Linked DNA regions of Homo sapiens: region 1 is linked to region 2. Evidence: read pairs that join two places in POLR2A ChIA-PET (ENCODE). Cell type or tissue: GM12878. All regions are shown on one strand.

Region 1 (8,000 bases), 81 kb before region 2:
TTTACTTTTAGTTTCGGGGTACATGTCCAGGTTTGTTACACAGGTAAACTGCATGTCACAGGGGTTTGGTGTACAGATTATTTTGTCACCCAGATAATGAACATAATGCCCCAGGAGGTGGTTTTTCTGATCCTCACCCTCCTCCCATCCTCCACCCTCAAGTAGTCCCCAGTGTCTTATGTTCCCTTCCTGGTGTATGTTCTCAATGTTTAGCTCTCACTTATAAGTAAAAACATGCGGTTTTTTTTTTTTTTTTTTTTTTTTTTTTTTTTTTTGAGATGGAGTCTTGCTCTGTCGCCAGGCTGGAGTGCAATGGTGCGATCTTGGCTCACTTCAACCTCTGCCTCCCGGGTTCGAAGTGATTCTCTGCCTCAGCTTCTCAAGTAGCTGGGACTATAGGCACACACCACCATACCCAGCTAATTTTTTTTTTTTTTTAGTAGAGACGGGGTTTCACAATGTTGCCCAGGATGGTCTCAATCTCTTAACCTTGTGATATGCCCGCCTCAGCCTCCCAAAGTGCTGGGATTACAGGTGTGAGCCACCGCACGTGGCCCCCGTATTTGGTTTTCTATTCCTGTGTTAGTTTGCTTGGGATAATGGCCTCCGGCTCCATCCATGTTGCTGCAAAAGACATGATCTTGTTCTTTTTTTTTTGAGATAGAGTCTCACTCTGTCGCCCAGGCTGGAATGCAGTGGCACGAATCTGGGCTCACTGCAACTTCCACCTCCCAGATTCAAGTAATTCTCCTGCCTCAGCCTCCCGAGTAGCTAGGATTACAGGCTCCCGCCACCATGCCCAGCTAATTTTTGGATTTTTAGTAGAGATGGGGTTTCACCATGTTGGCCAGGCTCGTCTTGAACTCCTGACCTCAGGTGATCTGTCTGCCTCGGCCTCCCAGTGCTGGGATTACAGGCATGAGCCACCATGCCCGGCCAATCTTTGTTCTTTTTTATGCATGCCTCTACTTTTATATGACTGAATGCATCTCACCATCTGAGTGCTCTCAATAACCCAGGAATTAATGAAAGTCAATTCTGGGGTGGAGGTCTCAAAACACAGAGGAATCCGTCTGAACTAAATGAACTTGACAATTATGAAAAGCCAGTTAATGAGGATGGGTGTTCCAAACCACAAAGCATATTCTGTTTCACTCATCTGCTGACGCTTGAAAAAAATACTTGCTCACAGTAAAGTATTATCACTGACAAAGGGATTTGCATCTTAGATAAACAAATAAGATGTAAGATGGAGAAAAGAGAAATCCAGCGATTCGTATTTAAGAAAGGCCTTGCCCATGTCCCATCCTTTCACATTGGGAGAGGCATGCTGCGTCCTTAGACCCGTCTGCATACGATTCCATGGAAAATTCAGTACATCTACGAGAAGCCTTTCTAGTGATTCTTTCAGAGAGGGACAGACAACCTCACAAATCCTAGGAGGGATTATTCAGCCCCAGCTTCTTACATAACTCATCTAATTGCCATCTGCACAGGCAGTTTTAACTTGTTTCATACTTCGCTTCTCTTTAAGTGCTTAACAGTGGGTAGAACTGAAAATTGAGTTTCTCAGGTGAAAATGAAACTAACGGATGACAAGAGCTGCCACTGCCTGATGATGTCTGAGAATGTCATCTCTCAAACATCTCCCAGCCATACCAGGCAGCTACAGACAGTGGGATTAGTCACCAGGGCTATGATGTGCCAGACTATTTTTCAGTAAATGATTAAGGTTTCAGATTTTCCTCTGCCCTGGAGCCTGAATTTAATACTCTATGACCTTAGCTCTTTTCATTAATGATAATAATTTGACACTTTCCCAAATAGGGTGAAAATCAGGTGCTGGACTGAAGTTTTTTAAATGCAGGAAAATGCAAGATTTGTGATGCTATCAATAAACCATATTACCAGCCTCCTTGTTAATACATAATAAAGGATACAGAATACAGCAGACAACAGTACACAGATAGTGGTATAATCTAAGTTTTATGCAAACACTTGACATCTGTCTCATACCTGGAGTAGAATTTCCCTTGCTTGGCTCTCTGTTCATGCTGCAGCCTCATGTTTTCTAGTTTGACTGGGCTTGGAATGAATCCGATTTCACAGCCTTCTTTTACCAATCGCCCTATCCACCAGTCATTGTTAAATTTCTAAACACAAAATCAAAAGCATTAAAAATCAGTGCACAGAAGGTCAAATCCTTGTTCTTCCACACTATTTTCAGTCGAGAGAAATATGGCAATGACCATTAACTATGCCTTAAATATTATCATTCAAGAAACCCTTCGGCTCATGGGTTTCACATGTAAGAAATGCATTTAGCGTCCTCAGCAATCTATCAAAGGCTCTGCGTTCCTTGTCTGTCCTGGTGCTGCCGTAGGACCAGGCTGAATTCCCTTGCAGCAGCTGCTGTCACCATGAGTAGGGATAAGCTCTCTGGGTTCAAAGAATAACAGCCCATCCTACCAAGAGATCTTTAGGAAGTACTGTTACAGAAATCTTCCCCTTATATAATCAGACCAATTGGAATTATTGAGAGAAAGAGATAAATATTGAAGTGTACCTTAAATATTTCATGTCACAGGACAATTTACCTTTGTGCAAACAGTTTTATAAATATACAATGCGATGTTCACAGATGATTTCTCTACTTGTGTGATGTTGACAATTTATGTCTTGCAGGTGGAATATGTATCTTAAATCTTTGTGATTTGCCTTCTTTTTCCTCGATTGAATAAATCTGTCCTTGAACACGTCGAAGAAGAATATACATTCTGTTTTTCTTTTCCTTTCATGGTGGAAAGATCCCCCTTTCAGCATCAATCATCAAGAAGAGACCTCATAATAATCTAACTTCCTGGTGTAAAGTGAGATTCTAGGCACAGCTGATAACTTTTTCTATTGTTCCCACCTAGCCAGTATTTGACATCTCTTTTCAGAGGTTACCAAAATGGTAGGCTCTAAATTCTCTAGGCTCTTCTATTTTTAATCAAGACAGGGTCTTGCTCTGTCGCCCAGGCTGGAGTGCAGTGACATGATCCTGGCTCACTCCTGTCTTGAATTTCCAGGCTCAATCAATCCACTGGCCTCCTGAGTAGCTAGGACTACCGGTGTATGCTACCACACCAGGTTAATTTTTTTTTTTTTTTTTTTTTTAGAGATGGGGTTTTACCCTGTTGCCCAGGCTGGTCTCCTGGGCTCAAGAGATCTGCCTTCCTCGGCCTTCCAAAATGCTTGGAAGCATGAGCCATAGTACCCAGGCTTCTAGGTTCTTAGTGCTTGGATTACAGGCATGAGCCATAGTACCCAGGCTTCTAGGTTCTTTTTTTTTTTTTTTTTTTTTTCTTTGAGACAGAATCTCACTCTGTCGCCAGGCTCGGGTGCAGTGGCGCAATCTCGGCTCACTGCAACCTCCGACTCGCTGGTTCAAGCTATTCTTCTGCCTCAGCCTCTCGAGTAGCTGAGATTACAGGCATGTGCCACTACACCCAGATAATTTTTGTATTTTTAGTGGAGACGGGGTTCACCATGTTGGCCAGGATGGTCTTCATCTCCTGACCTTGTGATCCGCCCACCTTGGCCTCCCAAAGTGTTGGGATTACAGGCATGAGCCACCGGGCCCAGCCCTAGGTTCTTTTAATCGGCAGTTATCAACTCCTTTGCTGACAGCCTTTAGTGCAGTGAAGAGTTTCGATTTACACATACTTCCTATGACATATTATATATACCCTAGATGGAAGAGCTCCAAGTATAAATTCCTTCAGGTCCAAGAAAAACCTCAGGATCACACACTGAGAATATTCTACAGGGGAAATTTCTGGTCAGTTTACACAGTGCTCCACAAGGCAGGCATTTGATAAATGTTGACTCCAAACAAACCTTAATTAAGGATGAAAGTTTCCAATTTGCAGGTTGTGTCATTGCTCACTAGAAGGTGGAGACATTTAGCATGTAGGAAAAGGACTTTTCCTGATACCTCTTTGTTGCCTTATTGGTGTCAATTCTTACCATTCTCTCACCCACTGCAGAAATTTAGCATTTAAGGAGGAAAAAGGTCATCAGTAGTTTGTATTGAGACACTGTCAGCAGAGAGAAGAGTCATGAATTCTAGATATTATTATTAAACCCTCCCCAGATGCCTAGACTTCAGGCATCAGGAAAAACTACACCTAGTCAAGGTGAAACATTAAAAAAAAGTATAGGTTAAGCATAAAAAAGGATCATCTACTCTAGCAGTTCCCAATTTCTGGGCCACAGAGCCCCAGGGAGCGCTGAAGTTATTGCAAGAGGCCTGTGACTTCTTTCCACTTTAAAAGGTATATTTATATTAGCAGAGGTTGAGAGCCATTGATTTAGTTATGTGTGTTATACAACTGCAGCGATGTGCAATGCTACTTCACAGAAACGGCATATGAATAGGAAATAAGAAATGGTATGTCAAGGTGAAACATCATGCTGTTAGAAAATGAAATTATTCTCCTTACTTCCTTAACATGCAGAAAATCTTTTGCTTCGAATGAGATGGCCATGCCAGGCACTGGAACATCATCTTCATGGGCCGCACTGTAGCTGACATTTGTCCGAACCGCAAATGCAACGGGCTTTGTCTAAAGTGGGAAAAGGAAGAGGGAAAAAAATAAGAGCAAAACAACACTGTCCCTCCTTTTTCCCTCAAACACAAAGACATACTGAATAACTACTGTAATCATTGTTGGTTTCCCCTCTGCACTGGTTCTTTATCACAAAACAGCTTGTTCGTATTCAAAACACTTGAAATCTCCCAGCTGTGAGCTACATAACACCCATTTCTGAACTAGAAAAAGGCCATTGTTCTCTTTGAAAGCACTACAAGTAATGAAGGTGAAGAAGAGCCACGGAAATATGTGTTTTCAACATTGGCGCTTGTAGCAACTGTAAATCAGGAAACACAAACATGAATAAAATCCCCAGTTCTTCCGTTTCAGTGGAAAGGACTTAGTCACTGCCTTGCTACCCCAAACATCTACTTTAATTAATTAATCATTAAAGACATAATTCCGAAAGGTACAATCATTGAATGAGAAAAGAGCCGGGGAAAATATGCTACAACTATAGCAACTCTCATTCATGGCTGCAACGAATTATGAAAGCAATGACTTTTTCTTCTATTATTTCTCCTACTTGAGTTTGTTCAGCTACTAAAGATATTAATTAAGATCTCTTTCCTTATTTGATGCTTTGAAATTTTACAGATAAAGGGCCAGGAGTGGTGGCTCATGCCTGTAATCCCAGCATTTTGTGAGGCCAAGGCAAGAGGATTGCTTGACCCTAGGAGTTCAAGATCAGCCTGGGCAACATAGCAAGACCTCTTCTCACTAAAAATCAAAAACAAAAATTAGGCTAGGTGTGGTGGCAGGCACCTATACTCCCAACAACTTGGGAGGCTAAGGCAAGAGGATCACTTAAGCCCAGGGGGTCTATGCTGCAGTGAGCCATGATCACGCGACTGCACTCCAGCCCGGGGGACAAAGTCAGTCCCTGTCTCAAAAAAAAGAAAAAAACAAATCAAACCAAAAGAATTTACAGATAAGCATTTATTCTCTCTTTAGCTAATACCTATTTATCCACAAGATGAAAGAAACAGGTAAGCTCAGAAATGGTGAAAATGGTATTGTTCTAAGTGGTATTGTATTTCTTTCCCATTATGGGCAAGTGGATTGCTTCTATATATTTCTTTCTTTCTTTTTTTCTTCTTTTCTTTTTTTTTTTTTTTTACAGAGTCTTACTTTGTAGCCCAGGCTGGAGTGCAGTGGTGCAATTTCAGCTCACTGCAACCTCCTCCTCTGGAGTTCAATTGATTCTCCTGCTTCAGCCTCCCGAGTAGCTTGGATTATAGGCGTGAGCCACCACGCCCAGCTAATTTTTTGTATTTTTAGAAGAGACAGGGTTTCACTGTGTTGGCCAAGCTGGTCTCGAACCCCTGACCTTGGGTGATCTGCCCGCCTCAGCCTCCCAAAGTGCTGGGATTACAGGTACGAGACACCATGCCTGGCCTCTTCTATGTATTTCTTATATACATGATATATACAAAGTAACATAGTTTTTCATGTGATATTCCTTTTAACCTACTTTTTTTTTCTTTTTTTCCTTTTTTTTTTTTTTTTTTTTGAGGCGGAGTTTCGCTCTTGTTGCCCAAGCTGGAGAGCAATGGCATGATCTCGGCTCATTGCAACCTCCGCCTCCTGCATTCAAGCGGTTCTCCTGCCTCAGCCTCCCGAGTTGCTGGGATTACAGGCACCCGCCACCACGCCCAGCTAATTTTTTGTATTTTTAGTAGAGATGGCGTTTCACCATATTGGTCAGGCTGGTCTTGAACTCCTGACCTCAGGTGATCTGCCTGCCTTGGCCTCCCAAAGTGCTGGGATTATAGGCATGAGCCACCGCGTCCGGCTTAACCTATTCTTTAAAAAAATTATTTCGACCTCTCAGGAGAAGGGAGCAGTTTCTCCCTATTCAATGCGCTCTCTACCTGGACTTGCCAGAGAAGACACAGGGGAGTTGGAGTAGAGAGAACCCATTTTCATTTCCAAATTTTCCGAAGTTAATTTGTTCTACCTGCCTCTTGTCTGGGTTAAGACTGACTTAAGATCCCTGATGTTACTATGGTCTAGTCACAATTTGCAGATTGGGAAAGGAAAACCAAATTCTGGATATAGGCACAATAGACATGAGGTGGAGTTAAATATTTGGAAGCCAGTTATTGACATTCACTGTAATTTTTTTTTTTTTTTTTTTTTGAGACTGAGTCTCACTGTGATGCCCAGGCTGGAGTGCAGTGGCACGATCCCAGCTCACTGCAACCTCTGCCTTCCAGGTTCAAGCGATTCTTCTACCCTAGCCTCCCAAGTAGCTGGGACTACAGGCACCCGCCATCATGCCTGGCTAATTTTTGTATTTTTAGTAGAGATGGAGTTTCACCATATTGGCCAGGCTGGTCTCGAATGACATCCACTTTAATTTTTAGTGATACCAGGGATCCTGCTTCTTGTGTGGAATTATGGGAATTAAAAATACACGTAAATAAATGTGTACATTTATTTACCTGTACAACTGAAACACAATCCTTGAGAGTATGATGTTTCTATTTTTTCTAGAAATGTTCTTAAGTATATAAAGTTTACTTCCAGAGCTACAATCATAACATATTGCATTTCATCCAATATTAAACATAAAAAAATGAAAAAGCAAAAAATATATATTTTTTTAAAAGGCCAGGTGCCGTGGCTCATGCCTGTAAATCCCAACACTTTGGGAGGGCATGGTGGGAGCATCACTTGAGCCCAGGAGTTTGAGACCAGCCTGGGCAACAAAGTGAGACCTCATCTCTTATACACACACACACACACACACACACACACACACACACACACACACACAGTTTTTATACTTTTAAAAATATATTTTGGCCGGGCGTGATGGCTCATGCCAGTAATCGCAGCACTTTGGGAGGCCAAGGTGGGAGGATCACCTGAGATTGGGAGTTCTAGACCAGCCTGACCAATATGGAGAAACCCCATCTCTACTAAAAATACAAAATTAGCCAGGCATGGTGGCACATGACTGTAATCCCAGCTACTCAGGAGGCTGAGACAGGAGAATCACTTGAACCCGGGAGGCAGAGGCTGCAGTGAGCAAAGATCATTGCACCACTGCACTCCAGCCTGGGTGATAGAGTGAGACTCTATCTAAAAAAAAAAAAAAAGACTCCCTCAACCATTCACCATTCACCCTTCTTTGATACTTAGGTTCACAACATTATTCAGTATGAAAAATATTCTGCTTTGAAAAATGTTTGTACAAAAGCCTCTTTCTACTTAGAATTATTTTCTTAGGATGGAGTCCCAGAGGTAGCATGTGTCAGACATGAGTTATTAAGACTTTTAAATTTTTATTCTAAACTACTGTCCAAATGGGCCACACTGTTTTATACTGTACCCAGCACTAAAGCAAGGTGCACT
Region 2 (8,000 bases):
TTATTAGCAAGAGATTCTTGTACTTTGTATACCCTTAGGATATATAGGTTTGTTTCAGAGGCCTGTGGAGACCCTGGAAATATAAGCCAAGCTGTTTAGATATAAGCTATTTTTTGGAGAAGGCTCACAGATTCATATCATATATTCAAAGATATTCATGAGCCAGAAAAAAATAACCACTTAAAAAACCTTTTAAAAATACCATACTGGGCCAGGCACGGTGGCTCAGGCCTGTAATCCCAGAACTTTGGGAGGTTGAGGTGGGTGGATCACCTGAGGTCGGGAGTTTGAGACCAGCCTGACCAACATGGAGAAACTCTGTCTCTACTAAAAAATACAAAAAATTAGCCGGGTGTGGTGGTGCATTCCTGTAATCCCAGCTACTCCGGAGGCTGAGGCCAGAGAATCACTTGAAATTGGGAGGCAGAGGTTGCAGGGGGCCAAGATTGCACCATTGTACTCCAGCCTGGGCAACAAGAGTGAAATTCTGTCTTAGAAAAAAAAAAACAAAAAAACAAAAAAAACCACACTGGTAATATTACAATGAACATTTTTCAGCCAAGGAAACAAAAAAAAAAAATATGTATTTCAGAGAAATTTAAAGAAAAATGTCAAGGGCTAAGATTATTGAGTACCTGTTTTTCTAACTTGAATTGATAGATTTTCTTGGACCAGAGTTAACAAGGGCTAATGGACCTTTACTAAGATGAAGATATTTTACATACATATGAATTTTTTGGGGAAAAATTATTCAAATTCCTCTCCTAAAAAATACATTTCCTTCTTTTGTATTTTATCAAGTCATTCATCAAAAGTATAATATTAATAACAAATGGTTCATGTTTGGTAAACTTTAATTTCTAGAATATTTAGGAAAAAATTTAAAGTATTATTTTCAGGCATAAACATGACTATGGTTTAAATTTTTTTAAAAAATTATTTTCAGTTCTTCTTGTATTTCCTGGAACCCAAATTCCTACAGATAATGGTCCAACTCGAATGTTTAACTAAATTCTAGACTGAAGATGGTCATATAAGTAGAGTAATAACTTCAATTAGCTGACTGTGATGGCTAATTTTATGGTCAACTTGATTGCACCACAGGGTGCAAATTTAAACAATATTTCTGGGTATGTCTGTGAGGGTGTTTGGGGTGAAATTAGCATTTGAATTGGTGGACTGAGTAAGTTGACTGCCTTCTCCAATGTGGATGAGCTTGATCCAATCTGTTGGGGGCTTGAATAGAATACAAGGTAGAAGAAGGAGGAATTCACTCATTTTTCTTTCTGCCTGCCTGCTTGTGGTGAGACATCCATCGATCTTTTCTCTGCTCTTGGAGCTGGAATTATACCATCAGCCTTCCTGGGTCCCCAGTTACAGTTGGCAGATCAGATCATGGGATTTCTTAGCTTCCATAATCATGTGCACCAATTTCTTATAATAAATCTCCATATACTTCTCTCTCTCTCTCTCTCTCTGTGTGTGTGTGTGTGTATGTGTGTTTATCTCCTATTAGGTCTGTTTATCTGGAGAACCCAGACTAATACACAGACTTCTACTTAAAGAATAGATCTTGGTTTCATAACAAAAGATTAATGCTGGAGTATACATTCATCAGTGTATTAGGCTGAGATGAAACATTCAAGTTTTGGCTATGTCCTTTGGTCACAGGCATCCTAACCAGAGTGACTCCATCTTGAACAAAGGCCAGATAAGGCCAAACTGGCTGGGTTACATTCCCAGGGGGTTGGGCACGCCTGGTCATAAGATACTTACAGTTGAGGGAACGAGTTAATGATGCTAACTAACTAAATAAAAACCTAGAACTTATAGAAATGTCCTGATATTTTAAACAGAAAAAACATTCTTAGTTTAATAAGAAGTTTTGCTTTAGAGATAGTAGTGCATTCCTAAATTCTTGCTGAAATCAATATTAACATAGGAAAATAACAATACTAATAGCCTGTCACAGCTGATCACAAGCTTTTGTAATAAAGTACACTATTCTTAACCTTAATAACCCATATAAGCCAGCATTCCATTTAAGATAGGGACATTCCTCCCCTTTCTTTCTGAGGATGCTCTACTCTGTAATACAGCAGTTGCTAATAAATTGTTTTAAATATATTCTGTGACTTTCCCTGAATTCTTTCCCATGTGACATTCAAGAACCCGCTCTTGGGGTCTGGACAAGACCCCTTTTCCAGGTACACCTTTATTGGACTTTTGATCATTTGAATAAGAGGGTCCTGACTCAACTACCACCCCTGAAACTCCAATTCAGTAGATGGACCATGTGGTAAAATGGACACTAGTTCATAACCTTAGTCCAATCATAGCTGTGTGACTAGGGCTCCGTGTCACCTTCTCTCTCTCTCATTTTAAAGTAAAGAGTTGAAGAGAATGGTTGTGTACATTATAATACAGTTACTATTGCATTTTCTATGTCTTACCTAACATACACCACAGTGTCAGGGATCCATGCAAGTATGCTGAATACAGCACCTGGAGATTTTTACTTATTAAAGGGTTTCTATACTCCATTTTGCATATCCATTATGTGACCTATTGAATCCTCAGGCTACTTAAACTCATAGAATTAAGCAAGTCACAGTACGCTCAGAGGAGAAGCAAGTAGTTCTTCCCATCTAGTTCAACCACGGTAACTTTCCTTGTTCTGTCATAGCCAAAGAGCTTTAGATTGTCACAGCCAAAGATCTCCTTTAATTCTGCCTGGGGATGAGTGTCACTGAGTTGCCTCATAAAGGATCTTGAAACTTAACCCTCAACTGTAAGGAATGTAGGTTGACTCAAATGTAAGCTTACAACTGATCCAATAAATATTTCATTCAGGGATGATTACAGTTCCTCTAAGAAGACAAAGGGATAGTTGGTTGTTTAAAAATCCAGGGAATGAAACGAGAAAGCCAAAGACGAGAAGATTAGACTGTACATTTTTGCCTACTTCCTGTTGAATTCACTTCCTGTCCAGTCTAGGGAGGGCAGGATGAGACCATGATACTGGTGTCAAATATTCAAGAACTGACGCCCTGATGCCCTGTGGTCAGAACACATTTATAGACCAAAAAAAAGGGAAGTGACATACAGAAATCGGCAGTGAGGTACAGAAATAGCTGGACTGGCTACATATTGGCGTTTGTCTTATTTGAACACAGTTTGAACACTTAGCAGTCTGTGAGTGGTTGAAGTACGGCCGCTGGGATTGGCCAAGACTCAGTTACTGTTACAGGCACATACTTCCAAGTTAGGTTTTCAATCTTATCTGCCTATTAAGCTAGATTACAGTTCATCCACGAGGACTCAAATGTAGAAGTAAGGAGGCCTTCTCAGGCCATATTTAGTTTGCTTTAACATGTGTTAATCCTGCAAATATCAATTGAAATAATTTTTAGTAGGAAATCAGAATAAACAACTGACAGCGGATTGTGCGATTCATTTTCCTTCCTTAAAAATGGAGTTTAGTAAGGCGGGTGGATCACGAGGTCAAGAGATCGAGACCATCCTGGCTAATATCGTGAAACCCCATTGCTACTAAAAATACAAAAATTAGCTGAGCATAGTGGCGTGCGCCTGTAGTCCCAACTCCTCGGGAGGATGAGGCAGGAGAATCGCCTGAACATGGGAGGCAGAGGTTGCAGTGAGCCAAGAGGGCGCCACTGCACTCCAGCCTGGCGACAGAGCGAAACTCCATCTCAAAAACAAACAAATAAACAAACAAACAAAAAACCACAACCCTGCACTCCTGCACTACAGCAGTCTCCTAATCTTCCTTTATAACTCGTCTTCATGTTTCTCTAGTCAATTGTTACATCTAACTTTATATTTTTGGCTGCTGTAATTTTTAGTTTGTTCCTTTCGTTTTTTTCCCCTTACGAATAGGCAACACTTAATAAAATCTTTTTTTAAATCGTTTCATTTTAACTTCAATTTTCTCTTCCTTGCTCTATTTAAATTTTGTTTCTTCAGCATTCTTCATACAATCTATTTCCTAGATATTTGATTATTTTTCCATTTCTCTACAGGAAAAGGCATATTCAAATAGTATTAAGTACGTTCCATTTGTATCTCCATTTAACCATGAAAAGGATATACACAGACATCCTGGAAGGTCTTCCTTTAACTAACAACATATTAAATTCAAGAATTTTTATCTCCACTTCGGGAGGCCAAGGCAGGTGGATCACTTGAGGTCAGGAGTTTGAGAGCAGCCTGGCCAACATGGTGAAACCTGTCTCTACTAAAAATACAAAAATTAGCCGGGTGTGGTGGTGTGTGCCCGTAATCCCAGCTACTAGGGAGGCTGAGGCAGGAGAATCGCTTGAACCCGGGAGGCAGAGGATGCAGTGAGCCGAGATCGCGCCACTGCATTCCAGCCTGAGCAACAACAGTGAAACTTCGTCTCAAAAAAAAAAAAAAAAAAAAAAAAAGAATTTTTAGCTCAAGATTTTTGTTTAAATAATGTTGAAGTGTAAAAATTGACTTGTTTCACATCAATGGTGTAATGACAATAAACTAAACTTTAAAAAGCAGGACAAAAGGTGAGTTTTTTGCTTGTAAACTCTATCCAGACTCAACAGCAAAAAAAAATTGCACGAAGATGTTTATACTTTTAAAATCGTCTTAATAGCTGCCCTGCTTTATTTTTGCTTTTATAGTTAAAGAGAAAAAAAAAAGCTTTTATTTCCTTAATCTCTCTAGAGCATGAAACAAAGAGGAAACATTAATGCATTCTCAGCTGGTGTCTTTTTTTTTTTAATGCACTTTCTGCTTTCATAAGCCTGTGTCTTTCTAAAAGCAGCTCCTTGATGAGGTGAAAGAACATTAAAAAAAAAAAAATGAGGCAGAAGCCTGGGTCCTTGCCCTAATTCTGCCCCTTATGAGCTCAGTGAGCTTGGGCAAGATCCTTCAGTATCCACCATCAGTTTGCTCATCCATAAAATGGGGTAACTATATCTGCTTCCACTTCCCTACTTAGTACTTGTTAAAGACCAAGCAAAACAATACAACGGGAAGTTAAACACTGAGCCGCTGTGAAACATACGCTATAGTTCCTGCTTGCTGACAGTCCACCTTGACAGGCTCATTGAAAAAAAGTTGAAGATTTAAAGAAAACTTCGGGAGGCTGTGGCTGGTGGATCACCTGAGGTCAGGGGTTCAAGACCACTCTGGCCAATATGGCAAAACCCTGTCTCTACTAAAAAAAATTAGCTGGCCATGATGGCGCACACCTGTAGTCCCAGCTACTCAGGAGGCTGAGGCAGGAGAATCCTTTGAACCCAGGAGGTGGAGGTTGCAGTGAGCTGAGATCGTGCCAATGCACTCCAGCCTGGGTGACAGAGTGAGACTTTGTCTCAAAAAACAAAGAAGCAAACAAAACTTTATAGCATTATTCACAGTAGCCAAGAGGTGGAAGCAGCCCAAATACCCATTGACAGATAAATGGATAAAGAAATGTGGTCTATACATGTAATGGAATATTACTCAGCCTTGAAAAAGAAGGAAATTCTGTCACATGGGACAACATAGATGAATCTTGAGGATATCATGCTGAGATAAGCCAGTCACAAAGGGACAAATATTGAACACATGGAGATAAAGAGTGGAAAAATAACAGACTGAAAAGGGTGAGTGGGGGGTGCAGGGAGGAGGAAGAGAGGTGGGTTAAAGGGTACAAACATACAGTAAGATGGAAGGAATCAATTCAGTGTTTGACAGCAGAGTAGGATGACTATACTCAACAAAACTGCTGTACTTGGGTGACGGACACTCTGAGTCCCCTGACTTGATCATTATGCATTATATACCTGTAAAAAATGTCTTAGCTACCCCATAAATTTGAGCAAATAAAAAAAAAATTGTAGCATGGTAGTTGTCTGGGGCTGAGGCAGGGCAGGGTGATAAGGAATTGTTCAGATGATATAGAGTTTCAGATTTGCAAGATGAAAAGATTCTAGGCATCTGTGGCACAACAGTGTGAAATACTTCATACAATTGTACACTTACGAATGGTTATGAGGATGAAAAAATGCTTGGGCCATTAAGTAAATTGCGAATTGAGATTTAAAATGAAAATAATCTAAAATGGCAGGCGTTGTTGGACCCCATAGTTAGCAATCATCTTGCTAACCTTAGAGAGAATCACATTGCTGGTTAACGTAGGCTCTGCCTCCAGAGGGTCAGTCACTAACAGTGGGGGCTTATATAATTTAAAGTGCCCTTCTCTGGTCATCAGCACTGCCTTCTCCAGCAGTGTTGGGGTCCACCCATTTGCCATTTGGCTCATAATGCTTTTTTTTTCTTTTCTTTGTTTTTTTTTTTTTAAGAGACAAGGTCTTTCTGTGTCATGCAGGCTGGAGTATATTGGTGCAGTTATAGCTTATTGTGGCTTCTAACTCCTAGGCTCAAGCAATCCTCCTGCCTCAGCCTTCTGAGTAGCTGGAACTGCAGGCATGTACCACCATACCTAACTATTTTTGCTTATTTTTTGTAGAGATGAGATCTCACTGTGTTGCCCAAGCTGATCTCAAACTCCTGGCCTAAAGCTTTTCTCCCACCTCAGCCTCTCGAAGTGCTGAGATTACAGGCATGAGCCACCATGCCAAGCCTACAGTGCTTTAAGTCTGATAGCTACCACATTACTCAGTGATACACATTTTTAGCATGACCATTAGACCATGAGCTTCTTGAGGAAGAAACCACCACATCTAACACATCTTCAATTTCCCTTCCTTAAATTCCAACTCGATAGCATGATACCACTCATCAAATGTTTGCTAATTAAATACATTCTACTTTTTTCCACAGTTTTCAACATCTTTTATGTAGCCATTGATGGGGCAAAAACTTGTAAGAACAGAGAGGGTTGACTGTTTTAAGCTCTGCGTAAAAGTCTTCATGTCGTTCCCTGTTAACATCTGGTGGAGAAAAAGGGAGGGAAGAACTGCATATTTATTGCTGTGTTTACAATGATACAACAAAGACATTCAGTTATAGTGCTCTAAGATAAAAAAAAAAAGCTTGAACTGCAATTTATAATAATCCTTCCTTAATCTATTTATGGTTTTAAAATAGCCAGAAGTCTATGAGAGCAGCCTGGCCAACCTGGTGAAACCCCATTTTTGCTAAAAATACAAAAATTAGCAGGCTGTGGTGGTGCACACCTGTAATCCTAGCAACTTGGGAGGCTGAGGCAGGAGAATTGCTTGAACTCGGGAGTCAGAGGTTGCAGTGAGCCGAGATTGTGCCACTGCGCTCCAGCCTGGGTGACAGAGATTCTGTCTCCAAAAAAAAAAAAAAAAAAAAAAGGTAGTAGTAACAAGGATTCTGGAACCATCAGGTTCCTTTTAAAACATGTGACTGTTACCCATAAGAAAGTTAAAACTAGCTTAACAGGTCGATTGCCAAGATAAATATAACCATAAATAAACAGAGAGCAATGTGTAATTTTGTTCCCAAGTACTTGGTGTTACTCAGAAAAGAGCCTGTGAGAGGAGCAAGAGAGAGTTCAATTGCTCTTGATAACTCAGGCAGAGATCTGCACCCATGTGACTAAGAGGCAGAAAGCACATCTCAAAGTTAGAGTACAGGAGACAAGGCCCATGCCTTCGTCACTGGGATGGGTGGGGATGCAACCTGACCTGCCATGGCAACTGCTGTGAGATCAAGCAAGTGTGTCAATGCCAGTCATATCCCAGGCAGCTCTGCAGTCCCTGGACATCTCAAATCTACCTTACAGCAGTCACCAACAAGTGACAAACAACTAAGCTGATAGTGACCATGTAAAATAGTGTAAGACCGCACATAACTACAGAGGAGGCAAAGACACTTGTTTCATTACTTTCCATTCAGATTCCTCACAACACCCTGAACTGCTCCACGGCAGGTGCTGTGTGCCCCAGTTGCCTGTGCCCATCACAAGGGCTAGAGTAGGGAAAGACAGGTCCAGGAACCTTGTGCTTTATACGTAACAGCTTATTCAA

What was found. Peaks named below come from ENCODE experiments on the same cell type or tissue, not always from the same donor. Only the 100,000 strongest peaks of a DNase experiment are listed, where the experiment ranks them.
Region 1: POLR2A ChIA-PET joins it to region 2 with 5 read pairs; 2 of 35 experiments call an interaction of 5 or more read pairs at or near these places.

The regions. Positions count from the first base shown.
Region 1 is chr10:18,494,965-18,502,964 of GRCh38, reverse strand. It overlaps CACNB2 (calcium voltage-gated channel auxiliary subunit beta 2), which reads right to left. Exons shown (of 14, transcript NM_201596.3): 4 at 4,488-4,610; 5 at 2,017-2,153. Among named protein-coding and RNA genes, the nearest start is that of CACNB2-AS1, 40 kb to the left of the region's middle. In GM12878, no CTCF peak of the experiment used is centred here; a DNase peak (open chromatin) is centred at 1,574.
Region 2 is chr10:18,413,809-18,421,808 of GRCh38, reverse strand. The region is part of intron 3 of CACNB2 (calcium voltage-gated channel auxiliary subunit beta 2); the gene reads right to left. Among named protein-coding and RNA genes, the nearest start is that of CACNB2-AS1, 120 kb to the left of the region's middle. In GM12878, no CTCF peak of the experiment used is centred here; a DNase peak (open chromatin) is centred at 3,067.